2 separate regions of the Homo sapiens genome follow, and region 2 is linked to region 1. The links are chromatin loops, found by intact Hi-C in ENCODE. Cell type or tissue: MCF 10A. All regions are shown on one strand. Links, peaks and the distances in the headings refer to the core of each region. The heading gives the core; the rest is flanking DNA. Region 1 overlaps PDSS2 (decaprenyl diphosphate synthase subunit 2). Region 2 overlaps PDSS2 (decaprenyl diphosphate synthase subunit 2).

Region 1 (15,990 bases), core at 4,464-12,463:
TGCCTGGCCCTGTCCAGGGAAATTTTTTAAGTCTCATCAAAAGTTTATTTTATTTTTCCTTCATATTTCAACCAATTCCTTTTTCTACTACACTTTCTTTGCCCACCTCTGTTATCTGCAGCTTCAATTCTGGTATCTATAAGTCTTGAAGTTTTACTGATAGGTTTTAGACTCTCCTGAGTTTGTGTTACCCTTAACTCCATTTCCTCTAAGCAGCAGTGGGTAGAGAATATGCTGCTGCTGGGGACCCAGTGCAATGATGATGTTCCCACTGCTTCAGAATTGCAGCATAGGGACCTGCTGGACCACATCCAACTGCGAGACACACCTGCCAATCTGAGGAAAAAAACACTGAATTGAATTAAAGATCTGCAGTGTCCTGGGACACACATATTCATTTATAGAAGTGTAGCCACCTTCTTTTTACCCACCTTGCTCTGTCTCTAATCTGTTTGCTATAGAGATCAATTCAGGTACAAGTAGAATATGCAAGAATGAAAAAACATTAAATGAGTAATTGAATGAGAAGTAAAGTCATCGTTGGCATTTCTTCTTTTTAGATGGTCTATTTGCCAGGATACATAATGGATACTGACCAATTTTAAAGCATACCAATTCTATCTGTAAAACAACTACTTTTTTTTTTTTTTGAGACAGAGCCCTGCTCTGTCACCCAGAATGTAGTGCAATGGCATGATCTCGGCTCACTGCAACCTCCACCACCCAGGTTCAGATGATTCTCCTGCCTCAGCCTCCCAGGTAGCTGAGATTACAGGTCTGCACCACCACGCCTGGCTAATTTTTCTATTTTTAGTAGAGACAGGGTTTCACCGTGTTGGCCAGGGTGGTATTGAACTCCTAGCCTCAAGTGATCTGCCCTCCTTGGCCTCCCAAAGTGCTGGGATTACAGGCGGAGCCACTGCGCCCAGCCAAAACAACTATTTTTATCTTATTACCTATGTGACTTCTGGGTGGCAGGTGAGTTGGCGAATAAGAAGAAAATCATGACCGAACATTTTCTGTATTTATTTGTAATGCTGATAAGAGAAGACTGTGTCCTCTATGTGCTTTTAAACATAGTTCAGATGATTGGACTGGGTGCAGTGGCTTACGCCTGTAATCCCAATACTTTGGGAGGCCAAGATGGGCAGATCACTTGAGGTCAGGAGTTTGAGACCAGCCTGGCCAACATGGCAAAATCCCGTCTCTACTAAAATACAAGAAAAAAAAATTAGCCAGGCATGGTGGTACCTGCCTGTAAGTCCCAGCTACTCGGGAGGCTGAGGCAGGAAAATCACTTCAACCCGGGAGACGGAGGTTGCAGTGAGCCAAGATTGTGCCACTGCACTCCAGCCTGGGCAACAGAGCAAGACTCTGTCTCAAAAAAAAAAAAAAAAGAAAAAAGAAAAAACATAGTTCAGATAATTGTATTTTATCCGTATTACCTCAGCATTCAGCATGTTTCTAGCATATAGATAGCAATGACTATTTGATCATGGCTGAATAATTGTCACTAGTAGTGGTAGTATTTATCTCAGAGCAGGGAGGACTTTATGAAAAAGTTCCAAAACTTGACACTATAAATGAAAAGATTAACACATTTGCACAAAAAATAACTCTTCAGTGGAAAAAATTCCCATGAAGTCAAAAGACAAAGCCCAAATTACAAAAATGTTTACAACATACATGACCAAAAGCCAAGTTGTAACCTACAAATCAATTGAAAATCTTATAAATCGGGAAGAAGAAAATTACAACACAAACATGGACAAAAGACATGAACAGGTAGTTAGCTTAGAAACCCTATCCTGTAATTAGAATGAGGGCTTTGGAGTCCCTGGGCTGACCTGAACTTTTATCCTTTGGCCTCTTTGACCAGATCAAATATCCTGTGAAAATGCATAAACTACAAATAAAAATAATAAAGTATAAAAAAAATTATTTTTGTTAAAAAAAGCAGGAATGAAGTAAAATGCTATCTTTAGATTAGCTTTTTAAAATTTGCCATCTGTTCAAATGGACACCATCAATTTCTTCGCATTTGTGCTAATTCTTCACTCTACTCGGTGTATTCAATTGATTAAGGTTAAATTAATGATATGCAGGTAGTCCCTGGCTTACCATGATGCAACTTAAAATTTTCTGACTTTTAAATGGATTTATCAGGACATAACCCCATTGTAAGTCAAGAAACACCTGTACATACTGAGGTAATTGTTGGGCTTCAAGAACTTATCACAAAAATCATCATAAACATAACTATAAGTTAAATCTAGAAACATCTTAAAATCAAATTACAGATCTTAACATTACTTTCTCCTCTAAGTGAAAATTGGTTACGCTTAGTGTGGTGTTAGAGGAAGTGATAGAATATTTGGAGGCCTGTGTGAAATAATCTTAAGGAGAGAAGGGAGAATATAAAAAGCTGTGAAAGAGGCCGTTTTTTTTTCTATAAACCTTTACATTTAGGGAATTGCACTTGGTCTCAGCTGCAAATATTGTAGTTCATAATTTATCATTTTAATGTGGTACTAATTAGCATCTGACGACTTCTAATTATAGTAACAATAGGCTGTGACTATCTATCCATCCTCACCTTCATTCCACACATTAGAATTCGTCTAGCACTTCAAAATGCCAAACAAAATTAACAAACTGTATTTCCCTTGGGGACTGATCAAATCAAAAAACATCTTAAGAAATGAGGCTTAAGGCAGAACATGTTGATCATGTTATTTATTTAGGGTCAATTATATAAACATGAAATAGGTAATATTCAAATATGTAGCATTTTAAAAATCAGTTATGGTTTTGTTTTGTTTTTAAGATAACATGTGAATGCAAACAAAGAGTCTGGAAGGAACCTTACTCACCTGCTAATAACAGTGGTTGAAGAAAGAAGGGGTTGGAGAGGTTTGGAAACAGATATAAGGGAATGGTCTAAAGGTGACTTTATTTGTAGTATTTCAGTTTTTTAATAACCTATTCATGTTATTTTGTATAACTAAATTTAAAAATGAAAAAGTTATATTTCATACTTGTAAAGCAATAAAAGCCTATTTAAGAAACGTATCTTTTTGTACTACAAGAACCTTAAAAATGAGGAGCGCTTATTGACAGTGATTTTAAATGATTATGCAGAATAATTGAATTTAGTGTAGGCTTTTGGAAATAATTTCCTAAAGATATCTCAGCTCCTTTTCAGATAAATCTCAAGAGATGAAAGCATGTGCAATTTGATTACATATTCCTATTGATTGTATTCTACTTACAACAGTAAATGTAAACTCCAGATACAAATCTAGTAATATTACTAATTCATTACAACCAGTACTTATTTTCTTCATTAAGTTTTTATTGTTATGTTCAACTTGCACAGCATGCACAAATGCAGCAATTATATGTTGAGAAAGAAAAGGGAAGGCTCTTTATGTTTAACATACTGTACGTCAGAAGTCATTACTTCACCAGAGCTTTTGGAAAAACACAAAATAGGATCAGCTTCTTACAAAACAGTATAATTAACCACAAAAAGTAGGTGGGCTTACCTACTAATCTACTCAGCTGAGTTAGTTTATTGCATGTAAATAACATGATATAGATTAGCCTGCCTAATCTATCACAGCAAAACACAAGCTGCATAAATTGTTTTTGTTAATAGTAAAAAATTTTAAAATCCTTTCCTTAAAGAAGGGCTGTATGTTGACTGGTAAGTAGCCAAAGTTAAAGGCACTGTCCAGTGACTAATTCTACATTTTAAACAGTGCTTAATTTTGGGCATTCATCATGTGATAGAAGTTGTGCAAATCACTTAAAATATTAATTTTATTGGCAGAGTCAGCTTAGTAGCTTCATGACTTAATGGTGATCCTTTGAACTCATACGGAAGGCATCTCAGTGGTAAACAGTGTGTCATAATAAAGGCATAGATGAAGGGCCAGAGATCTGGGTTCTTGTCTCAATTCTGCAATTGATTAGCTATTTGACCTTAAGTAAGTTACTTAATCACTCTTTGAAATTACTCATCTGTACAGCAGGGGCAATGATGGGCTTCAAACCAGGAGCTTAACTAACAGGGTACACATCTAGATAGGTTCAACTATCCTGTGGTCCAGAATAAGTCACCCTGACCACCTCCTGTCTCTGCAAGGCACAGCACTGGACACTGAAAGACACTGAATATTTCTTATGAATAAGAAATAGTCTTTGACCTCAAATGAGTAGGTAAGGAAACAATGTATGCATCTAGAGTCTTCCTGACACTTGCTATTGATGTAATTTCCTTTCTAAAACTCTTTTGCTGGAACTTAACTACTAGAGCTATTTCCACAGTCACCATTGGGTTCACAATCCACCCATGTCCACTGATAAACCCTTTGTTTAACTAAAGGTAGGTAGTCTTTAACACCCCTCACATAAGATGATAGGTGAGAGCTGACATCTGTAGGTGGCTTAGTGCCTAAGAAATGTCTTCCTCACTGTGCTCTTGGACTTTCCTTCTCACTCCTGAAAGTGGGTGGTGTTGATAATAGAGGCAAAGAGGGCAGATTCTCTGATTGGTTATCTCTAATCCTGGCATCCTCCCTCTCTATAGTTACTGGAATCTTAAGTCTCCCTTTTCTGTTGTTAAGATTTCCCTCATTCCCTCCTCTTCTCAAGGTTTTTGTTTTTTGTTTTTTGAGACAGGGTCTCCCTCTGTTGCCCAGGCTGGAGTGCAGTGGAACGATAATGGCTCACTGCAGCCTCAATGTCCCGGGCTCAAATGAGTAGCTGAGACTACAGGTGCATGTACCATGCCTGGCTAATGTTTTTGTATTTTTTGTAGAGAGGTGTTTTTGCCATGGTGCCCAGGCCTGTCTCAGACTCCTGGGCTCAAGTGAGCCACCCACCTGGCTCTCCAAAGTGCTGGGATTACAGGCATGAGCCACCACACCCGGCCTCAAGTTTTTTTGTTGTTGTTGTTTTGTTTGTTTGCTTTTTCTTTTGAGATAGTCTCACTCTGTCACCCAGGCTGGAGTACAGTGGCCCGATCACAGCTCACTGCAACCTCCACCTCCCAGGCTCAAGTGATTCTCATGCCTCAGCCTCTCAAGTAACTGGGATTACAGGTGTGCGCCTTCATGCCCGGCTATTTTTTTGTATTTTTAGTGGAAACGGGATTTCACTGTTGGTCAGGCTGGGCTCAAACTCCTGGCCTCAAGTGATCCACCTGCCTTGGCCTCCCAAAGTGCTGGGATTACATACATGAGCCACCACACCTGGCCTGGCCTCAAGTTTTTAAGTGGAGTAAAACATCCTTAACTCTTCAATTGCATTCCCTACAGGATTAGATACAAATTCCTTAACACAGCAACAGGCAATTCCTAACAGCCCTAGAGTGGATGTGAGGAAGATAAAAGCATGATTAATGTTTTTCTTTGTCATCAAGAAAAGGGTATGTGCAAGAGTGTAGGTTGATCTAATATGATTGTTTAGGCCCCATCAGGTAGGAAGTGAGGTTGAGGGAGCCCAAAACTAGAGAGAAAGTAGTGATCAAGGGACTGGAGATCATGATGAATCAGTTTGCAGGGGTGGAAGTGGTAATGCAATGAAAGAGCAGAAAAGACAGTAGGTTTTAGATGGAAAGTTGGATATCCAAGTGGAGATTTCAAAAGTGGAACAGTTCTGATTGGTTATGTTCAGTTGTGCCTTAAAGTGGGTTTCACAGAATACAGTGGAGGTGGTTGAATTGAGTATATTGAAAAACTGTAGGGTGGGCAATTCACATGATTGAAGTCAACCAGAACAACAGAACTGAGACTTCAATAAATGTAGAGGCACAGAGAAGAGGAGTGATGGCAGAAGTAGAGCTGGTTTCAAAGGAACAGTGGTTTTCACCAAAATGAGGAAATAAGGGGAGCACTGAGCACTGGTCCCACCTCTCAGCTCCTCAGTTTGTGGCTTGTAGAAGTTAGGCATATCTGCTCATGAACATATAGGATTTGGACACTCCGGGAAAAGCCGTGGTGTATTTAGAGCTAGAACATAGAAGAAAGGTTCTGTGAAATCTTAAAACACTTAACACATTGTTTGTAATGACTGTTTTGTAAATACTGATTTATGTATGTTTTCTTACTAAACAGTACCTTCTAGAAGTCAGGGTTTGTGTCTTAATCATCTTCCAACCTATCACCTCTCCCTCCACTGAGGCCTCTATTACATTTTGTACCTTTGAGGCACTTCTCGTCTATTTTATAGTAATCTGCATATTTATCTTGTCCCTCTGCTAGATTTGTTCCTTTGCTCATTCATTCATTCATTCAACAAACATTTATTGAACACCTGCTGTGTGCAAAGCTAACTATAATAAATATAGAAATATAATTATTACTATAGCTAACACATATAGAGTTTTCTATAAGTCTGCTACTGTTCCATATTCTTTATATATATTAGTGCATTTATTTAACATTTAACATTGGTTAAGAAATTGCTTTTCTTGGTAAACAGGCTTAAAGAAATTTAATAACGTGCTCAAGTTTATAGTGTAAGAAAATCACAGAGTTGAGTTTCAAATCCCATTTGACCATAGAATTCATGCTCTTTCCATTACTGTAGACAACCTATGAAGTAGGGTGCCTTACATATACTTTCTTAGTCATCTTGACATCCTCAGTATAGTGGACAGACATCAGGTTATAAACTTTTTCTTTGACCTCCAAAGCCCCAGCACTATGGTGGGCACTCAAGTGCTCCATGTATTATTGTTGATTTATTGAGACAAAATTTTCTTAGGGGGTTGAATGTGGATTTTGGTGGGGCTCTATATAATTTAAAAATAAAAACGTTTATGTTTGCAGGCCATTATCTCTATTACTGCATGTTTCCTTTCACACATTTATTCTTTATATGTTGTGAAACACAGATATTTATATATTTTCTTTGACACAAGAACCTTTTTTTAAAATAGACTTGTGCCCTAAGCAGATATTCTGTCTAATGGGCTTTCCCTATAGACAAAGAGTAAAGTGTATTTCATTTGTCATTAGTCCTGAAATGTCAGTGCTGCAAATTTTGTTATTTTTGGAAACCATTACATTCATACTCATTAGAGACAACATTTCAAGGAAATACTTGAATGATTATGCACCTACAAGATTTTCTCTTGTCCATGAGTAATTTGTATCCTGTAATAATATGGAGCTTCTATTACTCTATTATAATTACTTACATATTTGTTGCAAATAATGATGTAATGGATTTTTTTGAGGCTGTACGTGAGAACCAACAAACTGCGACGCAAAACAAGTTTCCACCCCTTTTTTCCAAAGCTATAGTTAATCACTTGAACACTATCCAATATAGTAGAAAGCTGGCAGACTTTTCTTTGCAGCAGGCTATGTAAAAATGTTTATAATTTACAGCTTATTATGCCATGCAAACGACTGTGTTCCCAATGAAGGCGAGTGAGAAAATATGGCTGTTAAATTACTTAACTCCTCTTTGTTACTTGTTTTCTGGCAACAGTGGAAGGATACTTTGCACTTAAAATGCATTTCTGTATTTAATTTTATACCATTCAACTCAGAACTTTAAAAAATAGGGATTTGCTTTTTTATCTCTCTCTATAGATAGACCAGACCAATTTAAATTTAACAAAAACAGTAAGCTGAAAAATCAGAATTGTCAGGGAATGAAAATGTAATAATACAAAATTATTAGGGTTTAATTCAATTTAGGGCTTTAACTTTGCAAAACCTTTGTTACTGACACGTCTGCAACGGTTTATAGGCAGCTTGTTATTTTCAAAGGTACTTTATGCAAACTTTGTTTTATATTGTCTGCAGCGCTTTGGCTGAAAGTTGATCTTCCTCAAAAACAATTAGAGGGGTAGGCAAGGTAACTTGGACCTCTCTGTTATCTGTTGAATATATTCATCCATTTTAGGTCTTTCCTTAGCATTTTCTAATTTTATCAATGCCCTTATTAAATTCATAAGGCCCCTAACGTCAGGTACCACGTTGTCTTTTGTGGTTGCCATTCTTTCTGTGCCTGGTATACTACTACAAGTTTATAGTCAATCAGAACACCCCAGATCATGACCTCTATTTGCGTGGGAACGTAGCAAAAGCTGGTTTTTAGGTACTGTACCTTCAATGAAGGAAGTTCTGAGGAAGGCAAGTAAAAACACTACAGCTGGTGTTTAAAAGTTTATATAGTGTGTTTTCCTTCTAATTCTTCAGCTTTAAATGTGGGGAGTAGGGGAAACTTTCTATTTGGTTTACACTCCCTGAAGGTATAAGAGAAGAAACATTTATATTTAAATATTTAAAACATTCAAAAAACATGTTTAATTTTTCCACTTTCCGATTTTAGAATTAATTTAGAAACCAGGGACTCTGTAGTACTTGACCAGTTCTTAGTAATTGCACATTCTTTTTTCCATAGCACAAATAATCAGATACTGAGTGTGTGTGTAGTGTGTGTGTGTGTGTATGTGTGTGTGTGTGTGTGTATATATATATATTTTCTTTTTTAACATAGTCTCACTCTGTCACCCAGGCTGGAGTGCAATGGCACAATCTCGGCTCACTGCAACCTCTGTCTCCTGGGTTCAAGTGATTCTCCTGCCTCAGCCTCCCAAGTAGCTGGGATTACAGGCGCCTGCCACCAGGCCCAGCTAATTTTTTGTGTTTTTAGTAGAGATGGGGTTTCACCATGTTGCCTAGGCTGGTTTTGAACTCCTGAGCTCAGGCAATCCACCCACCTTGGCCTCCCAAAGTGCTGAGAATTACAGGCGTGAGCCACCGTGCCCGGCCGATGAACTGAGTATATTTAAATGGGAATTTTTGTGCACCTGCAACTCATGTTTTTAAGAAATAATGGATTGCTAGCTATCTCAGAGAAAATAAGATTATGTCACTATCAAGGCATTATCATTTTTATTGTCTTCTTCAGGGAACTTTTTGGTATATAAGGAAAATTTTTTCATTTTCTACTTCAGATCTTTTTTTTTTAAGCTAACCATTACAACAGACTTATAGGTCATCTCTGATTGTGTCAAAGTAAAAAATTGAATAAAACAATTTGTTCTGTTTTCATAGTTGCTTCTTTTTTGAGTAAACAGAGACCTGGGATCTTCTGGAGCTCAGCCCTCTGGGTGGGAGGATGGGTGCCTAGCACTGCTCTCCGCTGACCTCTTCTGGTCTCCTGTTAGAGCTGTTGTTGAAGTAGATAGCTACTTCCTCTTAGACTGCCTTGGTGAAAGAAGCGGGGCGGTCAAGGAGAAGTGGAGGGAAATTAGCCAGTATATACTTCATTATGATAACCTCCCCACCTGTTTACCGCTCAGGATTCCTTTTGTTATTCTCCCACCCCTGTTTAAAAAAGCGTCTTTACCAGGCACTTTATATATAAAATCATCATTATATGATTTTCCATTTTATTAGATACACTTGTAACTGCCAATCTGAGCTTCTGATGACCACAAGATAACCACTGTCGCATCTTATTAATGAGTACAAAATTAAAGAAAATTAAAAATTTTGTTAACAGATGTTACTTTATCTGGGGGGAGGGGGAATACATTGCTTTCCTTCGACATTTTGGAAAGGGAAAATTACTCACCTCTGTGAAGAACTTGTTACCTACTGTAAATAACCCTTAAAGATCTGCGTACCCCAAACTGGGGACCACTAATCTAACAGTACCATCAAGCAGTAAAGTGCTCACATTATTTTTTGCTGTAGAAATGGTGACCATTACTAATTTGGTGCCATTTTCAAACGGTAAAAGGTGATCTGCATGTTATTGTTATAAATTATGAATATTATATTGGGAGCTTTTATTTTTATCCATAGAATAAGGAGTTGGAGATGTAACCCAAAGCCCTGATGGTGTCCAGTGACAGAATTCCACTTTGTTCCTAAAACTGGGAGGTCAGGCACGGTTGTAATCTATATGCTGTCTTTGCAGAACACATGGTCATCAAACCTAAAATTCAGACAGCTTTACATTTTGAGATAAAATAGGCTCATCACATACAGAAGAAGCCTTTATTTCTGGGAGCTACATTAAAGTCTGTAGTTCATACTATTCCCTCATCACTCTGGGGCTCTCCCTGGCCCCCTCCCATTTTGTGCCCTCTCAGTTTATCACACTTCATCTCTTGTCACACCTTTGTCTCATGTTTCCTCCACATCTGGTTGTGCTTTTTTTCTGTTATTACTGAACATCATCTAATAATACCTAAACCATTTAAACCCTCTGGAATAGGGCAGAGGTGAGAGCAAATGAATAAACTGAAGATCTTAGAGCAGTGGAAAGAAAGAGACGCACTGACAAAATGGCTGCTCTGACACTGCTGCGAGGTGCCGTGGAGGAGAGGTTGGCCATACTCCTCTGTCTCCACTCTCAGCAGGCTCGTTCTTGGTTTGTTCCTTGAGATTCATAATTACATGTAGTATTGAAATGAACGTAGAGCAGTAGTGACCAGCATGGGGCCTAGTTGCTTTTACTTTTTCTGCAGTTCAACAATATAACTTGTTTTTGTATTATGATTGACATCTTATGATTATCTGTACCTTTTGTGACGTCTGGTTACCAGAAGCTTTTTCTGGTAGAAGAAAAGCAAAATTCAAAGCCAGGAATAATACTGCAACCATTTATACAAAGTTTTATGTGCACAATATGTGCAAAGCTATAGATGTAGTATATGTTTTGTTTTTTAAAAAAGCTTTGGAGTCTATACATTTTTTGTTCATTAAATGAAAAATGTTGGTAGGTTAAATACTGCTGAATTAAAACACTGTTGAGGAAGGGAGAACGGCAGTCACTTAAAAAGCTAAATCAGAGTAGATATATAGGGCCTGTTTAAAAAGGCCCAATATTCACGAAAAAAAGAAATCTGTTATACTAAAAGAGGAAAATGAGTATTACTATCATGCTGTCATGATGCTACTCTAAATGCCTCAAAACCACCTAACAATCCATTCAGGAATCTGCCATATTGTAGACCATAGCCATATATAATAGCTGTACTAGAATATAATGGCATTTACATTTAAAAAAAAAAGCAACCTTTTGTAAGTATCTGATTACACCTGAGCTATACTGGATACCATAGCAAAAGAATTAAACCAATCCGTCCTCTGCTGTCTAAAAGTTTATTATATTTTACAGATGTTTTGAGAGTAGACACACATACTAGACATATAAGATACCAGAAAAATTAAAGTGATGTATATATAGCTCATCCTTTTGTCAGTTTAAGGGGAAAGATACAAGGATGCTTACCTCATTCATGTGGGGGTAAAGATTAAGAAGAATAACCAACAGAAATTCAAAATTTGGTCATGACAAGTTATTAAATCAGACTTACAGTTAACATTAAATGGATAATACATTCATCCACTCTGAAATTTGACCATATGTGGACCTGACAAAGGAATTTTTTCTATAACATACTTTTTATTTTTTTAACATGATCCAAACTGTTCTAGAACTTTCTTGCTGACTTTATTTCATTAAGTCCATCAATCCAACTTCAAGATGTTTTCTTCTAATTAGGAAGAGCATTTTTAAAGGATTTCTAAAACTGTATATTGTGATAATCTGAGGTAAATGATCCCGCCCCAGCCTCCTCTCACTTGTTCGCCCACCTTCCCAGTGTATTTCTCCCCTACAGTTCTCACTGGGTAGAATTCTCACTTTAGCTGTTACTTCCCTGGGTAATCCTTACCTTACTTCATCAAGATTTCAATTAGGTCCTCTTCATCTGGGCTCCCTTGGCAAGCTGTATTTTCTTCTGGGACAGCAATTATTGCCCAAGATTCAAATCATTTGGTTTCCTGTCCAAATGCTTCACTGACCTGGCCATGAGCTTCTCAAGTACAGAGATATGCTTTCTTTCTTTCTTTCTTTTTTCTTTTTAATGAATTCTCAGACTCTTATCACAGGGTCTGACATGACAGCACTCAATAAGTGTTCATTAAATGAAAGGAAAGGATCCTTGAATAATCACTACAACTGAGGTCTGTTAATAAAATGTGGGGAAAGTACATTCAGAATATTATCCTTCTAACTGTAATGAATTTTGATATTTTATTAACAGTCCAATCAGGACTTTAGAAATCTCTTCAAAAGATCTCTTTGCTACAAATGTTTATCCTGCCAGTAATTCAGATGCTGTTAACCAGTTATCTGCTGATTTGGCAAAATCCATTAAGTATCTATTATTTTGCAATATTTATTTAAATCTTTGTAACTTATTCCAAGATCTGCCTTCTTGATCACATCTTTCTGGTTATAATAGTTATATCTGCAAATTCTATTTTATTAAATATTGATAAATGTGGGTTTGCTATAAAAATTTAAAAATGGGTTATCCTTTTAAGAAAATAAGTATTTAGAGTAATTGGTAAATTTATTTAAAAATTATATATAATGACAGTATTAAAATGTTTAAAAATAAGTTAATGTAAACAAGACATTTTAAAGTACAGGTTGGTACTTCATTAACTTTAATTTTGTGACTTTTGTCAGTTGATGTCACAACCTTAGTGTTATTTTAAAAATAGTTTTTATAGGGCTACTTAATTAAGTAACATGGTATTTGCTTATTTCAAACAGTCTGCCTTTGTTCCTGTCCAAGCCATGCTGGCAGGGCATTGCTTTTCTTTTCCCTTTTGTTAATATGCTGTGTTAGATAATGGTTCTGTAAATAATAGATTCCAAGGACCTTTGATCCACCGTTACTGTAAAATAAAATGCAACTTAATTTTTTCAGGGCATAATGGTTTTAACCTTGCGTACTAATTTGACTGTGCTTGTGGGGGCAGATCCTTAAATGAGACGCAAATGAAGGAAAAATTGCTAATGCTGCCACTGTATATCTAATGAGCACTGTGTAATAAACCATAACCTCTTTGACATTTCTCTGGAAAGCAGCATGATTATTTTGGATAGCTAGCCCTTTGTGGATGGCTCATTACCGTCTGGCATAATATGTATTGATAGAGACTGTAATTGTCAACTCCTATTTGACATGCTGCCTCTAATAAATATGGCTTGCATCGCTGGAGCCCACTGATGGTTATATGGGAAACTGTAATTAAAGAAAAAAATATATTTTTAGGTTAAATAAGTATATATGTATATAAAATGTCTCTATAGAAGATTATCTGCTTCCTTACTGCCACCACCCCCAGCTTCTTGTCATAGAGTATTTGGAGCTTCCCTGAAGGATTGGTGCTGTTTTATCAGTATAAGGGCCAACATGTGACAAGATGTGTGTGTGTGTGTGTGAATCATCTCCATTGGCAAAGAATTGACAATATGAAAAAGCTCGTTCTACATATATAACATCCATAATACTATAGTATTATTTTATTTTCTTTTGTTTTTAGAGACAGGATCTCTCTCTGTCACCCAGGCTAGAGAACAGTGGAGCAATCATAGTTCACTGCAACCTTGGACTCTTAGATCCTCCTACCCCAGCCTCCCTAGTAGCTGGGACTACAAGTGCTACCTTCATGCGCAGAACAGGATCTTGCTATGTTGCCCAGGCTGGTCTTGAACGCCTGTCCTCCAGGAATCCTTCAGCCTCAGCCTCCCAAAGTGCTAGAATTGCAAACATGAGCCACCACACCTGACCTCATGGTTTTCTTTAACTTTATTTTCATTTTGTTATAAGAATATTATGTTATTTCATACGAAACAAAAGAGGATACCCTACTCAAATTACTAGGAAATATGAACCATTTTAAAGATATTAAAAGCCCACAAAATATGTTACATAATATTTAGGCTGGAAGAAATGTAAATTAAAGATTAAATTGGGCCCTGCTTCATATTATAAAACAAATGTAGGGCCGGGCGTGGTGGCTCATGCCTGTAATCTCTGGCACTTTGGGAGGCTGAGGCAGGTGGATCACTTGAGGTCAGGAGTTCGAGACCAGCCTGGCCGACACGGTGAAATCCCATCTCTACTAAAAATACAAAAGTTAGCTGGGTGTGGTGGCTCATGCCTGTAGTCCCAGCTACTCAGGAGGCTGAGGCAGGAGAATTGCTTGAATCTAGGAGGCAGAGGTTGCAGTGAGCCGAGATCATGCCACTGCACTCCAGCCTGGACAACAGAGCAAGACTCTGTCTCAATAAATAAATAAATAAAGTAAAACAAAACAAATTTAAGCCTAGTCAATTTATAATTTCTGAAAACATAGAATTGGAGTTCTAAAAAATATTTTTATTGTCAATGTGTAATTGTAATATATTCTGAACTTCTGAACAAGGAAGTATACTCTTAGTTTATATGCTACAATTCATTATTTTTATTAAATTCTCAGCATAGGATATAAAATTAGAATGTAAGCACATGTTTATATTTCCTGGAGTAGGCCTAGAGAATCATTTAAAAAATTAGGCAGCTCCTAGATTTCTTCTTAGCAATGTGAAGTCTGATATAGTTTTCAAACTAAGAGAATGGAGCCCCGGGGAGGTGAAGAGAAGTAGCAGTTGGAAGAGCATGACTCTGCTACTCGCCTACCCATAGCTTTCAATTCTGATCCTATTTGTCTAGGCAAATTTTGTAAACTCTCTGAGGACCAGGATACTCATGTATAAAATTGGGGACAATACCATCTATTTACCACAGCTGTTGTAAGGATCAGGTGAAAAACATATATGAAGCACTTAATGCAATACTTTTGGCCCCTAGTAGGTAATCAGTAAATATTAGTTTTCCTCTCTTTCCTCTTTTATCCTCCCTTCTTCCTTCTACCCTCCACAGGTGGCCACATTTCTAATCTGAGGCATTCTTTATTTTCTCAAGTATGTCCTGTCCATGAAGCATAGATTTTTAATCTTGTTAGGTAATGCTAGCTAATAGCTATTAACAGCCAGGCCCTGTTTCAGTTTTCTTACATGTGTCAGCTCACTGAATCATCACAACAACCTCATAATAAGAGATAAGTGCTGTTACCATCCCCATTTAACAGATGGGGAAAACTGAAGCACACAGAGGTGAAGTAATTTGCTCAAAGTGACATAGTAGTGGGGCCAGGGTTTGAACTCAGGAAGTTTAACTCCAGAGCCCATACTCTTAGCTTAGCTATACTACCTCTGCAGGTCATCTCTCCTCATGTTCATAAGACAGAGGGAAAGAATAGGTTCTGGTAGGGTTCTAGAGAGGCCTGGTCCACCTACAAAGGATTGAATTGTCCTTAAAGGACAAATCCAACATAGCCATCAGGGGTAGCAAGGGTATTTCTGGGGAGGATGGATGGCAAACCAGTGAAGGGAGTGAAGGGAGATGCAATAGTGCTGTAGGATACCAAGGAAGGGAGAAAGTGAGGAATAACTATTCTTGCACTAGACCTGCCAGCAAATGCCAAATACTGGCAATACGCTGCATGCACTGTGCTATTTCCTCTGCATGGGATATTGTTCCTACCTTTCTTCATCTGACTCTTACCTCACTTAAGATACAGTTCTGCTCTCCTTTTCTCCAGGAAACATTCCCTAATCCCCAGGCCAACCTAAGTACTCTTTTCTGGGCTCCCTTAGCACACTCTGCATAAGTGTGTACAAACATTAGTGGTGATAGTAGTAATAATTACTGTGTACTGAGCACAGACTATGTGTTAAGGCATTGTGCTGAAAACACTTTACACATGTTATCTCATTTATGTCTCAAAACAATCCTAAAAGGTCAATAGTCACAGCCTCTTTATATGGTAAGGACAGTCAAGCTTAGAAATGTTAAATCATTTAGCCAAGATCTACAGAGCCATAAAGTAGCAGATCTAAGATTTCAACCAGGTCTTTCTTACTGCAAATTCATATTCTCAATAACTACATTTACCATACTTTATTGATATTATCTGCTTTTATTTTTCTCATAATCAGATTATAGACTCTTCAAGGACTACACTGTATCTTCATCTTTTACCCCACATCCTATCAAAATTGTCCTTTAGAGGAGAAAAAAACAAAATATTAAAATGTGCTGAT
Region 2 (15,990 bases), core at 3,614-11,613, 71 kb after region 1:
GTGGTAGCTCACGCCTGTAATCCCAGCACTTTGGGAGGCTGAGGCCAGTGGATCACCTGAGGCTAGGAGTTTGAGACCAGCCTGGACAACATGGCAAAACCCCATCTCTACTAAAAATGCAAAATTAGCCAGGCGTGGTAGCAGACGCCTGTAATCCCAGCTACTTGGGAGGCTGAGGCAGGAGAATTGTTTGAACCCGGGAGGTCGAGGTTGGGGTGAGCCAAGATCACACCACTGCACTTCAGCCTGGGCAACAGAGACTCCATCTCAAAAAAAAAAAAAAAATAGAATGCAATAGAAAATTACATAATGAAACTTTTAATTTAATTTTGGCCAGGCGTGGTAGCTCACGGCTGTATTCCCAGCACTTTGGGAATACAAAGTCAGGAGTTCGAGACCAGCCTGGCCAACATGGTGAAACCCCGTCTCTAGTAAAAATACAAAAGTCAAAAGTTAGCTGGGCATGGTAATGGGCACCTGTAATCCCAGCTACTCGGGAGGCTGAGGCAGGAGAATCGCTTGAACCTGGGAGGTGGCAGTTGGAGTGAGCCGAGATCACACCACTACACTCCAGCCTGGGTGACACAGCGAGACTCCATCTAAAAAAAAAAAAATGTAGTTTTATATATGCACATGTATTTATACTGTGTCACAATGTGTATTGAAAGCCACTAATAGAAGGCAGTGTGCTAGCCAACAACAGTCTTTCAGTTTACATCACTGAGAGGGTCTCCAGATGAAGAAGCAGTGAAAGCAAAATGGAGCTCATCAGCCACATTGAATAAAAATGGGCCCAACACTAAAATGGCAAGGATAATTCTCTCAGAATTCTGTCAGAACAACATGCGGCAGTGTCGCTAGGTAAAGAACATACTGAGAATGGTATATCCTGAGTACAACAGACTTCATATTCAGCAATTCCCATACTGGGGGAAGGTGGAAAATAAAGCAACTAACTGCTATATGATAATCAGTTTTACGTTGCTTGTTTGTTTCATGACCAAGTATTCAATTCTCAGCAACTATTTATTATAGTTTTTATAGTAATGCAAAATACTTGACACAACCAACTTTTTAAAAAATCTGCTGGAAAACGTCTCCTTTTTCTTTATTTCTTATGAAAATTTTTATCTTTAAAAAAAATTATTTTTCGGCCAGGCGCAGTGGCTCACGTCTGTAATCCCACCACTTTGGGAAGCCAAGGTGGGCAGATCACGAGGTCAGGTGTTCAAGACCAGCCTGACCAACATGGTGAAACCCCATCTCTACTAAAAATACAAAAATTAGCCAGGTATGGTGGTGGACGCCTGTAATCCCAGCTACTCAGGAGGCTGAGGCAGGAGAATCACTTGAACCCGGGAGGCAGAGGTTGCAGTGAGCCGAGATCGTCCCACTGCATTCCAGTCTGGGAGACAGAGTGAGACTCTGTCTCAAAAAAAAAAAAAAAAGAAAGAAAGAAAGAAAAAGAAAAGAAAATTGCTTCATAGAGATGGGATCTCAGTGTTTTGCCCAGGCTAGTCTCAAAACTTCTGGCCTCAAGTGATCCTCCCACCTTGGCCTCACAAAGTGTTGGGATTACAGGCACGAGCTACCACACCTCACTGAAAATTTTCATCTTAAGCGCTTTAAATTGTCTGCTACTTTTTCAGGAACCTAATTGTTGTTTAAACAAATAAATGAGTCAGTGATCAATAAATGACTATTTGGCATTGCTTCAGTAGTCCAAGACCATGCACCTTTATTCAAAAGTAAAATCAGTTTTTTTATTACTCTTTTATTGTAGCTAAAAAAACTATTTTTTACTGTATCTCACAATTGTGAATTAAAAATGTATATAGCTGCACATTTAAATATTTCTAATCATAGGACTTATTGTTGATAAAACACAGAAACCTCTTATCTAGATAAGCAAACTGAGGGGCAAAGAAGTGACATGGTTGGCCCAAGGTCTTGCAACTTACGTATTAACCTTCTGAGTGATCAAAAACCAATAAATGGCCTTTATCTTTATGAAGTTATTTATCTAGACAATGTATCCTTTAAAAAGAACAACTATAATTTAAAAACACTGCAAAAAAAGTAAATGTAAAAGTTATTTATTAGACTTGTTTAGACATGGTCCCTTAGTGATACTTAAACCACAAACATGGCCGGGTGCAGTGGCTCACGCCTGTAATCCCAGCACTTGGGAGGCCGAGGCGGGCGGATCATGAGATCAGGAGTTCGAGACCAGCCTGGCCAGTGTGGTGAAACCCCGTCTCTACTAAAAAAAATACAAAAATTAGCCAGGCGTGGTGGCGCACGCCTGTAATCCCAGCTACTCAGGAGGCTGAGGCAGGAGAATTGCTGAAACCCGGGAGGTGGAGGTTGCAATGTGCCAAGATCAAGCCACCGCACTCCAGCCTGGGTGACAGAGCGAGACTCTATCTCAAAAAATAATAAAATAAACCACAAACATTTTTATATGTATTAATTGAATAAAGGAATTTTGATTTAGATCTTTTTGGTAGTGTCTCATGTATAACTGTGGCCTAACGAGACTAGTTTCATTAGTACAGTACCAGGCACATAGTAGGATATCAAACTGTTCATGAAATGAATCCACCAGCCAATATAAAATTAAACTTCATATTTAAGCCATCTTCCTGAATTTGTGGCCTATTTCTTTCAAGTTGTATCAGTTGCGATTTTAAAAATAGAACTTTCATTCATTTTTTGTTGAGATGGGTATCTCACTATATTGCCCAGGCTGGTCTCGAACTCCTGGGCTCAAGTGATCCTCCCACCTCGGCCTCTCAAAGTGCTGAGATTACAGGCGTAAGCCACTGCATCTAGCCTCAGTTGCAATTTTATACTTTTGTTTAGTTCACTGAATTTTCCTGAAACCTTTTTGACAAATGTTACCAGTAGTTAGTTTATGAACCAATGTATCAGCTGTTCTAAATTAAAAATTAAGATTATCAATTTGCTTAGTTTTTGCTGCACCTGTCCTGTTGGTAGTGCCATTTCTCTCTCTTCGCTACCCCCTTAGCCAGAAAGAACTTCCAGCTCACTAGAACAGATTGCCATCCCTCCCACAAATAAGCAAAGCCTTACACATTTGGCAGTACTGAAAAGGCTCCCTTCAAAAAACTGAGTTAGAAGCTTCCTCCAGAACTCCTATGAGTTGGTGTGCTTATTGCAACAGCCCTTTCATCATTGTCTACATTAAACCCAGTCCTAGTTTGATAGGAAGAAGTGGAGAGAGCCATCCTTTCAGAGACTTTAGCGATGGCTTTATCAAAGCCCTCATTTATTTTAATCAGCATGCAGAGTAGGGCTCATCTGGGTAGTTCGTGCCCAGGTGGTGGGTGAGTAGATTCACCCCTCATTTGGCCACTGCTGCTGTGCCCTGTGTTCTTCAGAAGTCGTTTCTCCACTGAGGCTGCCAGCCTGGAAGCTCTGGCTGAGCACTGGGGACTGAATCTACCTGGAATTAGATGGTTTGCTTAAATCCAATTGTAAATGATAAAGTGCTTTACAAATGTTAGACATTATTATTGGTCTCTATGGGAGGGTGCCACTCTTTAGTCCCTCTATACCTTATCTTGGCAATATAAATCTTTCCATCTTTATATGCGTCTCACAAATAGTTTGTGCTTCATTTTTATGAAGTAAAGAGTGACACCACCTGCTCTGGTTACCTTTATCGGCCTATTCAGCACCCTCTCAGTATTTTTCTGTAAGATATTTTCACTGATAAGAGTTTTTGTGGCTCAAAAAGAAATTTTGACAATATCCCTTCAAATTCCAAAGCTCTTTCAAAAGAGACTAAATCCATCTTTTGTTCCTCCCAAGATGTATATGAAAATTCATTCTTCCCCAAGAGTGTTTTACCTTTGCTACTACTTCATGCATTGCTGTTTGTTCCTGGGGGTGGAGGAAAGAGCGCAGTAAAGTTGTGCATAGTTAATGCCATCAGCACTGCAGATGTACATGCACACACATGAACACACATGACTGTTTTCTTTGCTAGCAGCTCAAAGCAGTAAAGGCTGAGGGGTGCCGTGTTATTCACCTCCAAATAGAGTGATGGACATGTTTTTCATTCCACACTGTAGTAAATCCATCATTAAAATCACCTGAGGACAAATTTTTGCAAGAAGATTACAAATCTGTAATGGCCTTCACAGTTTTTATATACCAAGCAAATTAAGTTATAAAGCAACCTTTTTCAAGTGAATTAAAATGCAACCATACTACCTTATTACATCAATCATATTATGCTGACTTGAGCTTTAATTGAGCCATGTTACCTTATAGTTTACATTTTTTCTAAAGATTTCCTTGTGGCCGGGTGCGGTGGCTCACGCCTGTAATCCCAGCACTTTGGGAGGCCGAGGCAGGCAGATCACAAGGTCAGGGGTCCGAGACCAGTCTGGCCAACATGGTGAAATCCTGTCTCTACTAAAAATACAAAAATTAGCTGGGTGTGGTGGCGGGCACCTGTAGTCCCAGCTGCTCGGGAGACTGAGGCAGGAGAATCACTTGAACCCGGGAGATGGAAGTTGCAGTGAGCTGAGATTGTGCCACTGCACTTCAGCCTGGGTAACAGAGCGAGACTCCGTCTCCAAAAAAAAAAAAATTTACTTGTATTTTAATTTAGGATAGGCACTCCTTTGCTCAAATTAGAGTGGTCTGCTGTACTAGTCAAACATCTACGACTCTGTTGAGTCTATTCAGCCTGTCAAGTGCTAACTGACAGTACTCCTGAATCCCATTTATTGAGAAAGGCACAACTTGTCTATCCAGAATGCTTACTGCCACTTACTGATCCTATTTTTTCTAGTCCAAAAACTATTGAGTGATATATTCCATAAATCAATTTGTGAACATAGCTTAACTTGAGGTCTCTCTGAGACTATAAACAAGGTATGCTTCCCCCCCCAACACCCTCCCCAAGGAAATAGGTTTATTGTTTTATTTAATTATAAAAGCAATACAATAAAAAGAGGGAAATAGTGTAATGCATTATATATGTAAGCTGTTATAAACTTAGCAATTATAAATTTAAGCAGAAAGATTGAAGAAAACAATTTTTTAAATTAAAAATCATCCAGAATCTATCATTTGTACATTATTATTATTTTGTTGTCTCTCCTTTCAGACTTTTTCTCTTGTGTATATAAACACATAGATTGACCTCATTTTTGTTTTTAAAATACCTTTCATACTACTTCTATTTTGTAAATAGCTTTTTTTCCTTAAGAATATGTTACAGACATCTTTGGATAGCAATGCGAGGATTTTTTTGCGGGGGGGGGTCAGTATTTTTGTCTTACCATCCCCTACTCCTCTCAATTTCTGTTTTTTATGATGAGAATTTATTATAGCTCAGGGCATAGTCATCACAATATCCTTTGTGAGGGTATTCATCATCTTGGTTTTTCAGTGTAAAAAATCATTGAATTGTAGTTACCCTTGCCAAAAGATAAAGAATGAAGCAATTATATATTCCCCTGAGATTGCTGAAATTTGTCCTGTAAATTAACCATTTAAGAAATTCATCACAAAGGTTAATTATGTCAGATCTATAATTTTGTTAAGGTTCAGATACACCTGGATACTATCTCTTCCTAACTTGGGTGAGACGGTGGTTATTGAAATGGGAGTGATCAACAATTTGCTTGAGAATAGCAACTAGACATGCACTGTCCATTTACTGTCCTATGCTGCAGCATTCTCCCCAGCAGCCAAAACAAGGGAGGTGGCAGGAGAAGCCAGCTCATGACACTTACATTAGGAGTGGTTGCCACTTCAGGTTCACTGGAAATTGAAGGATAGTGTATGGCTTTGCTGTAGAGTCGTATTTCAACATATGACCCAAACTGAAGAGAAGAGCATTTTTTTTTTATTTGCATGTGTAGGTAAGCAATGCTGCTATTCTCGCAGTCACCAGAAATGCAGAAAGTTATGTCCTGTTTAATTGCTCTCCAGATGGCTAAACTATTTAACATTGATGCTGACTGTTGTATAATCTAAAACAATATTTCAGGATGCAGCAAGTCAGTGTTTCAGAGGTCCCTGATTTTGGTTAAAATGGTCTTTGCATGTGTTCTGGGTTGGGTTTTGTTGTTGAACTAAAACTCACTTTCTTCCAAAATATTTAGGCACACAATTTTAAAAATACCATAATCTTGGTTTCCATACTCTGCTGTTCATCTACGCAAGGCTTGTACTGAATATAGCACGGTAATAGGGCAGTATGGAAGAAGAATAAGTTAACACTCACTGAAACTTATGTTCCAGATTCTCTTCTAAATGCTCTACGTATTTACTGTTTAGAGATACTCACGATATGGCCAACTTAGTACCATTATTTGTTTGATGCAACTTGGCAGTTAAGCCTGATGTCATTCAGAATCCAGTATATATAAATCATTTCCAAGCATTAGAGCCCTTCAAGAATCAGAGCTCAGCAGTGTTGCCTTTAATTGACTCAAGTAGGACTTTGCCAGTTGATGGGGTGCTCTACCAGTCATAATGGTTTTGAAAAATGGAAAGTGTTTTATTATAATTCTAGGTATTGAAACCAAAGGGGATTTGGTACAAAAAGTTTCACAAAGAAATTAGCCAGTAGAATTCAGATAGAGGGAAAGGTTCATGTGAAGACAACAGATAAAAATGAATTACATGAGCAAAGATGTTCCATCAAAATTTGCAGAAAAGGAGTTTTCAAGTTTACATGCCTAATTATAAATAATAAGACTTGCATTTGTAAAAGCTTAGAATTATAGGGCTGGAAGAGGCCTTAAGGAATCATCTTTTCCAATTCCCTTTATTGCAATTCATTGCATTGAGTTGAAGAAAATCAAAGCTCAGAAAAATTGATTTGCCCAAATCTCACAATCAAATTATTAGTAGACCTTGGAATAGAATCTAGATTCTGTGGCTGCTAGTATTCTGCTTTTTTTTTTTTTTTTTTTTTAACAGTTCCCTAATCTGTTGAGCTTCCAAGGGTAACTCACATTGAGGCTCTTTGAACCTTCTTTTTTTTTTTTTTCTTCCCCTAGTAGAAAGTGTTTGCTTGCCCCATGGGCCTGAGAAACAAAAGTCCTGGAATCTTTCTCAAGGTTGCACTTATCTATAGCAACAGGACTTCAGCTCTCAGCCCCAAGAGGTCTGGCTTTTAGGCCTCTGGATTCTCCTTTGGCTGCCATTATTCCTGCCAGCACTTTGAGTTGCCTGAACATGTCACTCCTCAAGAATCTGAGGGGGGAATATGTTATTAACCAAGTGTTTTCTTAAATGTAAGTATAGCAGTATCTAAACAGGTGAATGTCTGGGGTAATATGCAAAAAAAAGTCAGATTATTAAATGAGCTTACTAAATTGTGAGTGGCTGCTAGCCTTGTGGTCTCTCTAGAAATATTTGCAGTTTTAAGGAAGGGTGATACTTAAACACATCTTTCTTTTTTTTTTTGAGATGGAGTTTCGCTCTTGTCGCCCAAACTGGAGTGCAGTGGCGCTGCGATCTTGGCTCACTGCAAACTCCACCTCCTGGGTTCAAGCAATTCTCCTGCCTCAGCCTCCGGAGTAATTGGGATTACAGGCATGCCCCACCATGCCCAGCTAATTTTTGTCTTTTTTTTTTTTTTTTTTTTTTAGTAGAGACAGGGTTTCACCATGTTGGCCAGGCTGGTCTCGAACTCCTGACCTCAGGTGATCCACCCACCTCTGCCTCCCAAACTGCTGGTATTACAGGCGTGAGCCACTGCACCCGACCAAACACATCTTTCTTTGGTATAATTTTAAAAATAAACATTTCAGGCAATGTAAAGAGATTGATATGTGCACTGGGTAAGTCACCCTTATCTGGAACAGTTTCAACTTCTTAGGCTACTCTTGCTTTTTATAATCTCTTTCCTTCCTCGACTTGTTAACTCAAAGAAATCTAAAGCTTTTTCCTTAATGGGTTGTCATTGGCTATGGAGGTGGAGGTGTGTTCTGTTCAAGTAAGTATAGCCATTTGTAAGTACAGGTCATTTATAAATTATGAACTTGTAAGGACAGGTTTACGCAATGAGAAAAAGAGTCAGAGAACAAAATGTTCTTGTTGCTTCTGCCTGGTCTGGAATTTCAGGGAAGTAAAGGAACACTCTGGTTATCCAGAGCCAGATCCACTGTTAAAAGTTCATGCCATCATTTTGACATTTAGCGTCAGACTTTCTCTTTGTAAATCCCTCTTCACGTTACCAATGCTGGTCTCAGAGCTCAAACTGTTTCAAAACCATAACATTTCTTAGTGAGTGATTGATCTGTATTATGTGTCCAGCCATCAGGGGGATCTTGGGATGTTGCTTGTGTAAACTGTAATCCAATCTGATGCTGTGCGTTTAGTTACAGTCTTTCATAGACCTATTGGCGATACTCAGTCCTCCTGGATTTAGGAATAGGGCTTATCTGATACCTTCAGGGGGAAAAAAATCCATTCATTTTTCTCTCTTCCCCACTTAAATAACTCAACTCATGTGGTAACACTGTAGGATCATTGTCCTTCCAGTTCCTCTGCAGCTCATATTGCTACAATATTTCTTAAGTATTTGGTTACCTGAAGGACAATGTGATTTAAAAAAAATAAAAAAGACTTTGTATATGTCTTACAAATTAAACCATCCTTAAAGAGCTAGGAAAAAAATATGCCTTTAATCAGCAAAAATTTCATATCAGCAGTTCTGTGTATGTTATGTAGTATAAACGTAAATATATAAATTTGGAGATAAGTGCTCATGTGTTAAAATGTTAAAGCAAATCTTTCTACAAATTAATGTCATTTGCCTCTAAGAAAATGTTTATTAAACCCAGGGTACCTGAGATTGAAGTATCTTGTTGTTTGGGTCTGTATTCTTTGGCTTAATAATGTCTTCAATTACAAGAATGATAAAAGCTGAAACAAAATCCTTTAATTCAATCAGAATGGAGCTGAATTTTCGGAAGCAAAGAGTGGAAATCTGATACAGGACTGCATAACATAGGAAGTTAAATATACAAGATATTAAGACTTGTAAGAAGCGGATGGGGTTGCCTTGAGGAATTCTTATTTGAAATGGCTACATTGAACATTATCATAAATACCACTATTTTATCCTCTCAAATTAAGATGCTTTATGCAAACTACTCTAAATTGTACAGTAGTTCCAAAGAGACCATTTACTGTTTTCTGCTTGTTTTACATCCTGGAACAAGTTCAAAGCTTTTGATCTCACTTGATTTAACAAAAAAAAAAAGTCTCAGCCTTGAAAAATAATACAGGTTTGATGAATATGATTTCAGTATTACAGTTCTGTAAAAATTTTCAGTGTTTATGGTACATTTGACCCAGGGACCCCACAGTAAATATATCCACAGTGCATTTTAAGTGTAACAGAATGAACATATTTGAAAGATTATCCATTCTTTTGCTTTTGCTTTTTTTTCTGTAATAAGTATGAAAATTAACATTGTAATTGCTCCCAGAATGGGAGTACTGAAAAAGTATCCACCTGACAGAAATAAACATGCAGAAAATAAATTGAGTTAAGATTTCATTAGTTATCTGAAATGTAAGTTTATGTTCAAAATGGCTATTACTCGATTTTCATGTATATTAGTTAAATGCTATGCTTATAAGATTTTTTTTGGCTTGAATTATGACTGAAAAAATTTGGATCACAGCTTTAATATCCAGGTGGGCAATGCCATTTGCTGAGATCTTGGTGCATAGTCCCATTTTTTCTGTCAAGCACAGAAAAATTCTGCCTTGCCACTGAGCCTTCTGAAACATTCTGAGGTAACAATAGAGATATATTTAAATTTTTTTATTTTTATTTTTCTTCTTGCTTTTTAGGTTGTGGAACTTTTAGCAAGTGCTCTTATGGACTTGGTACAAGGAGTATATCATGAAAATTCTACTTCAAAGGTAAAGGATTTCAGAGTCATAAAATGTTATGTTATAAACCGTCGTGGTACAACTAGAATAACGAAAATGTCATTCTTGTTTTGTGTTTAAATTGTACATGGCTTTTTTTTTTTTTTTTTTTTTTTTTTTGATTAGTGTTTTGGCTACAAATTCATGGCCATACGCTTACTACATAGCAGATTTAGCCAATTAAAACAACCTCTTATCCTCTGGCTGGATTCACAGTCTGTTCAATCTGCAGCAGCTCAGTAGACACTGGGATGCTTCTGGCTAGCAGGTAGCAGTGTCACAGGCAGGCAGGCTGGAGGAGCAGCTCGTGCTGAGGCAGCTGAGCCCATCCTTTCCCCAGAGGAAGGGTCCTTCCGTGTCACAGAGGAGTGGACCTTGAGCCTAAGAAGATGACTGTTGGGGAGGTGGGATGGGGGTATCTTTTATATACAAGATGCATAATTTACTGCATTATTAGATTCTTTATTATAAGAAGTGGGATGATTGCACAGTTGGATTATTTTGATTAATTTTATAGGTCTAGAATTAAGATTTTTTTGACTCATTTAGCAGGACATCTCAAGAAAGGTTAGGTTTCATTTCCTTAAAATGCAGTTATTTCATTTCGGTAGGATGTTAGATGTGAAGTAATTGCTTCATTGACCATCACCATCATTTAACATGGTAGATACTATTATAAGGGGCTCCTATCTTAGTGTTTCATTATTCTAACTTCTTTAGCTTCTGTATTAGCAAGATTTCACTCACTTCAAATTAGAAAAGGTATGCACATATGCACATCTTAAGCTTTTTGACATTTTCATTTGAAAAAAGGAAGATAAATTTTATTAGAAGTGAAACATAGGGCATGAGTAACTTGGATAAGAAATTTAAAATTTAAAAGTATAACCCAGGGACTCTGGGTGGTTCAGAGACTGGTTAGAATATGAAGAATTGCACTTTGGACATCTGCCAACGTTTGGTTCAAGTAACCACAGTTCCTAGTAGGCACATCTGGCCTCACCTAAGCAGCATATTGGTATGCAGAGACCTCACAGGATGGATGACCACAGTGGACCTTTCAAAGACATGCAAGTTCACTACTATGGATGGAGGTTAATATCTGATTGTAAAATGGGTGACTACTGGTCTAGTTCCACTTGTAAAAAGTTACGTTGTATAGATAGTATGATGAAGATGACAACAGCTAAGCAAATAACCCTGTAGTAAGTGATTTGCCTGTGTTTCTTCATTTAATCCTCACAGAAATCCTGAGAGATAGGTACTACTGCTATCCCCATTTTACAGATGTGAACACTGGGGTTGAGAAAAGGTTAAGTAATTTTCCCAAGGTCACACAACTTGTTAGCTCTCAGGGATTTGAAGTCAAGAGCCCAGACTCTTTTTTTGTTTTGTTTTGTTTGTTTTTTTGAGATGGAGTTTCGCTCTTGTTGCCCAGGCTGGAGTGCAATGGCACGATCTCGGCTCACCACAACCTCAGCCTCCTGGGTTCAAGCGATTATCCTGCCTCGGCCTCCCAAGTAGCTGGGATTACAGGCATGCACCACCACACCTGGCTAATTTTGTATTTTTAGTAGAGACAGGGTTTCTCCATGTTGGTCAGGCTGGTCTTGACCTCCTGACCTCAGGTGATCTGCCCACCTCAGCCTCCCAAAGTGCTGGGATTACAGGTGTGAGCCACCATGCCCAGCCCAGGATGGGGGCATGGCAGACCACAGTGGTCTTGGAAAATGCAACAGTTAGGCACAAAAGCAGGAGTGCCTGTCCTCACCTAGGTCTGTAGGAGTGGAGCCCCAGCCAGGACCTGCCTTTCTCTACCCAGCACTTCCCCGTACCCGCTCCCATATCTTCTGTACTTTAGTGAAACCTGATTTGATAGCATCTGTCTGCCATACCTGAGATCCCACTCTATGATAATTATAGTGACCAGTTCTGGCTGTTGAGACACTGTTTTCCCTTGGGATATTTCCAGAGTGTTCAACTTAGTTCCATATAAGATATCTATATTTCACAATTAAATATGTTAATTTTTACATGAAAGCATTATTGTTGGTTTTAAGGTTCTTAATTTATCTACTCTTACCATTTGTCCACTATAATAAGCTCAGTTCATTAATAATTGTGTGACCATGTTTTAAGTATTTTTTATGTCAGGGAAACCTGACAGCTACGACAGTTAATACTTAGATAGCCCTTTACAGTTTGCTTATACTTTCTTTGTACACAATCACCTATGAAAAGGGTGACATTTGTTGGTATTCCCATTTATAGAGGAAAAGCCTGAAATTCAAACATAACAAATGGCAGGAAAGCATAGTGTCTGAAAATTATTTGTTAATATATTAACATGTTTCACAGTTCATAATGAACCCAGGTTTTTCTTGACTCTCAGTCCCATGCTTTTTCTAATATTTTTAATGTGTTTCTTCCTGAAAAAGAGAAAAGAAGAAGCAACAAAGTCTTTGAAGGGCTGTTGATTGTACTTGAACCACCACTTAGCAAGCACCAATTGCTGACTTTATTTAAATACAGAGATTCAGAGGAATGCTAACCTTCATTAGCTACATTTTATTAAAGAGACTTTATAGCACTGCTTCATTCATCTGTCCTCTTTCCCTGCCACCTCCTCATAGCCCTTTTTTAAGCAGTTAAATTTCTGAAAATAGCCAAACCATTTAAAGGGCCATTCTTTTTTAATAATGGAAACAGAATGGTGTGGTGGCTCAAGCCTATAATCCCAGCACTTTAGGAGGCCGAGGTAGGAGGATCTCTTGGGGCCAGGAGTTCAAGACCAGCCTGGACAACATGGGAAGACCCCATCTTTACAAAAAATAAAATAACTGGGCATGGTAGCCCATGCCTGCTCAGGATGCTGAGGCGAGGCAGGAGGATCACTGGAACCCAGGAGTTTGACGTTACAATAAGCTGTGATCACACCACTGTACTCCAGCCTGGGTGACAGCAAGACCTTGTCTCTTAAAAAATAATAATTTTTGGCCAGGCGTGGTGGCTCACGCCTGTAATCCTAGCACTTTGGGAGGCCAAGGCAGGCGGATCACGAGGTCGGGAGATCGAGACCATCTCATCTCTACTAAAAATATAAAAAAATTAGGCGGGCACAGTGGCGGGCGCCTGTGGTCCCAGCTACTCAGGAGGCTGAGGCAGGAGAATGGCGTGAACCCAGGAGGCGGAGCTTGCAGTGAGCCAAGATCGCGCCACTGCACTCCAGCCTGGGCGACAGAGCAAGACTCCGTCTCAAAATAATAATAATAATAATAATTTTTTCAAAAAGAATGGAAACAAAAATGCATAGTTGAACTGTAGTAGTGGGAGTGCTTCTTGATGCCTCCATTTGTGCCTCAGGTCCAATTTAGGTTAACCACATTTCCCTTCCTAACCAGAAAAATTCTGGCTTTTTTTCCTGAGTGTGCTTACCATTGCAATGGCTCTTCAGAATTTGTTTTTTCTAACAGCGCAAGAAGTACTTCAGATGCCAGAGAGAGCACTGCCCCCACATGGAGTGCTTTCAAGGTTTTCATGTTCTGGCAGGACTGGGAAGCAGCCACAAGTGGAGGTCATGTGGGAAGAGAGGCTCCTCTGTGGATCTCTGTTGCACAACCTCCGTAGCCTTGGGCCAATTTAGTACACAAAAGAATTTTTTTGTGATTTAAAAGAAGCTGCAAACCATTTCATCTTTCTAGGGGTAAGAGGATACAATAGCAGTCTGTTTTCTATATGGCAGCTTAATGCAGTGGTGAAGATCCTGGGTAGTAGGAAAATAGCTTTCTGTTAAATAGCATATATGTGACTAAGGTAGATGCATAGCAAAAAATGCAAGGGAATTGGAACTGGATACATTAGAAGTCACCTTCTCCAAAAGAAGTTTGTAGAGCAGCCGGGTGCGGTGGCTTACGCCTGTAATCCCAGCACTTCGGGAGGTTGAGGCGGGCAGATCACGAGGTCAGGAGATCGAGGCCGTCCTGGCTAACACGGTGAAACCCTGTCTCTACTAAAAATACAAAAAATTAGCTGGGCGTGGTGGTGGGCGCCTGTAGTCCCAGCTACTCGGGAGGCTGAGGCAGAAGAATGGTGTGAACCCGGGAGGCAGAGCTTGCAGTGAGCCGATATCTCGCCACTGCACTCCAGCCTGGGGACAGAGCGAGGCTCCGTCTCAAAAAAAAAAAAAAAAAAAAAGAAGAAGAAGAGGTTTGTAGAGCAATTACCTAATTCTCCTTAAAGCTGTGAAAATGTACATGACTTATATTACTAATACTTTTTTTTTTTTTTTTTTTTACCGAGTCTCGCTCTGTTGCCCAGGCTAGAGTGCAGTGGCGCGATCTCAGCTCACTGTAACCTCTGCCTACCCGGTTCAAACGATTCCTGTGCCTCAGCCTTGCAAGTAGTTGGGACTACAGGCACACACCACCACGTCTCACTAATTTTTGTATTTTCAGTAGAGACGAGGTTTTGCCATGTTGGCCAGGCTGGTCTTGAACTCCTGGCCTCAAGCGACCCATCCTCCTCAGCCTCCCAAAGTGCTATTACTTACTCATACTTACTGTACTAAGTAAGTTGAATTACAGCTATATAAACATACAAAATAGCTTAGGAAATTCATCCTTTGTTCTATCCATTGAAATATATTTTCATTTTTGCATTGGCTAGTTTGTGAACCATTTGCTCATTATAATAAAAATTAGCCATTCTGCTTTCTTTAGTGTTTATAAGAAAATATCTCCCCTCTCTGCTTTTTAAATGTTAGCTCATTGAAGAAAGAAGCATTTGAAATAGAAAAATTGCTTTTTTTTTTTTAAATTTTTATTTTTTACAGGTAGGGTCTCAGCCAGGTGCGGTGGCTCACGCCTGTAATCCCAGCACTTTGGGAGGTGGAGGCAGGCTGATCACCTGAGGTCAGGAGTTTGAGACCAGGCTGGCCAACATGGCGAAACTCCATCTGTACTAAAAATACAAAAAAAGCTGGGCTTGGTGGTGCGCGCCTGTAATCCCAGCTACTCGGGAGGCCGAGGCAGGAGGATCGCTTGAACCTGGGAGGTGGAGTTTGCAGTGAGCTGAGATTGAGCCACTGCACTCCAGCCTGGACAGAGTGAGACTGCAGTTTCAAAAAAAAAAAAAAAAAAAAGGTAGGGTCTCACTCTATCATCCAGACTGGAGGGCAGTGGTGTCATCCTAGCTCACTGAAACCTTGAACTCCTGGGCTCAAGCAGTCCTTGCCTTCCGAATAGCTGGGACCACAGTAGCCTACCACCACACCTGTCTAATTTTTTAAAACTTTTGTAGAGACAAGGTCTCACCATACTGCCCAAATTAGTCTTGAACTCCTGGCTTCAAGCTACCCTCCCTCCTCAGCCTCCCAAAGTGTTGGGATTACAGATATAAGCCACCATGCTCAGCTGGAAAATTGCATTTTAAATGGTCAAGAGTTCCCCAGTTAAGCTGTTTTATATATTACGCTCATGTTACTTACTGTACTCACTAAATATTTTACATTTTTACAAAATTGACTTTGGATTCACAGACCTGTATATCTAAATTCTAATTGTCTTATCATTTTAACTTATTTTCTGATTAGAAAAATAGGCCAGGCACGGTGGCTCACGCCTGTAATCCCAACACTTTGGGAGGCTGAGGTGGGCAGATCACTTGAGGTTAGGAGTTCGAGACCAGCCTGGCCAACATGGTGAAACCGTGTCTCTGCTAAAAATACAAAAATTAGCTGGGCATAGTGGCGCACACCTGTAATCCCAGCTACTTGGGAGGCTGAGGCAGGAGAATCGCTTGAACCTGGAAGGCGGAGGTTGCAGTGAGCCGAAATCATACCACTGCACTCCAGCCTGGGCAACAGAGCGAGACTCTGTCTCAAAAAAAAAAAAAAAAAAAAAAAAAGGTAGAGTACATGTTTATTAAATAATAATTGAAAACAGAAAAAGGTCAAGAGGAAAATAAAAATTATTTTATAAAACCATTCCCCAGAAATGAATCATGATTATGTTTTAGTATATTTCTTTCTAGATTTTATTCTGTATT

Evidence for each region. Peaks named below come from ENCODE experiments on the same cell type or tissue, not always from the same donor. Only the 100,000 strongest peaks of a DNase experiment are listed, where the experiment ranks them.
Region 2: a loop joins it to region 1, with 2.4 times the contacts of the local background. A loop is called at or near these places in 3 of 110 quality-filtered maps.

What each region holds. Positions count from the first base shown.
Region 1 is chr6:107,311,512-107,327,501 of GRCh38, reverse strand. The region is part of intron 2 of PDSS2 (decaprenyl diphosphate synthase subunit 2); the gene reads left to right. Among named protein-coding and RNA genes, the nearest start is that of PDSS2, 140 kb to the left of the region's middle. In MCF 10A, for the core only: a CTCF peak has its summit at 9,152 (motif pointing left); a DNase peak (open chromatin) is centred at 9,171.
Region 2 is chr6:107,239,494-107,255,483 of GRCh38, reverse strand. It overlaps PDSS2 (decaprenyl diphosphate synthase subunit 2), which reads left to right. Exons shown (of 8, transcript NM_020381.4): 4 at 9,865-9,936. Among named protein-coding and RNA genes, the nearest start is that of BEND3, 130 kb to the right of the region's middle. In MCF 10A, for the core only: no CTCF peak of the experiment used is centred there; a DNase peak (open chromatin) is centred at 8,073.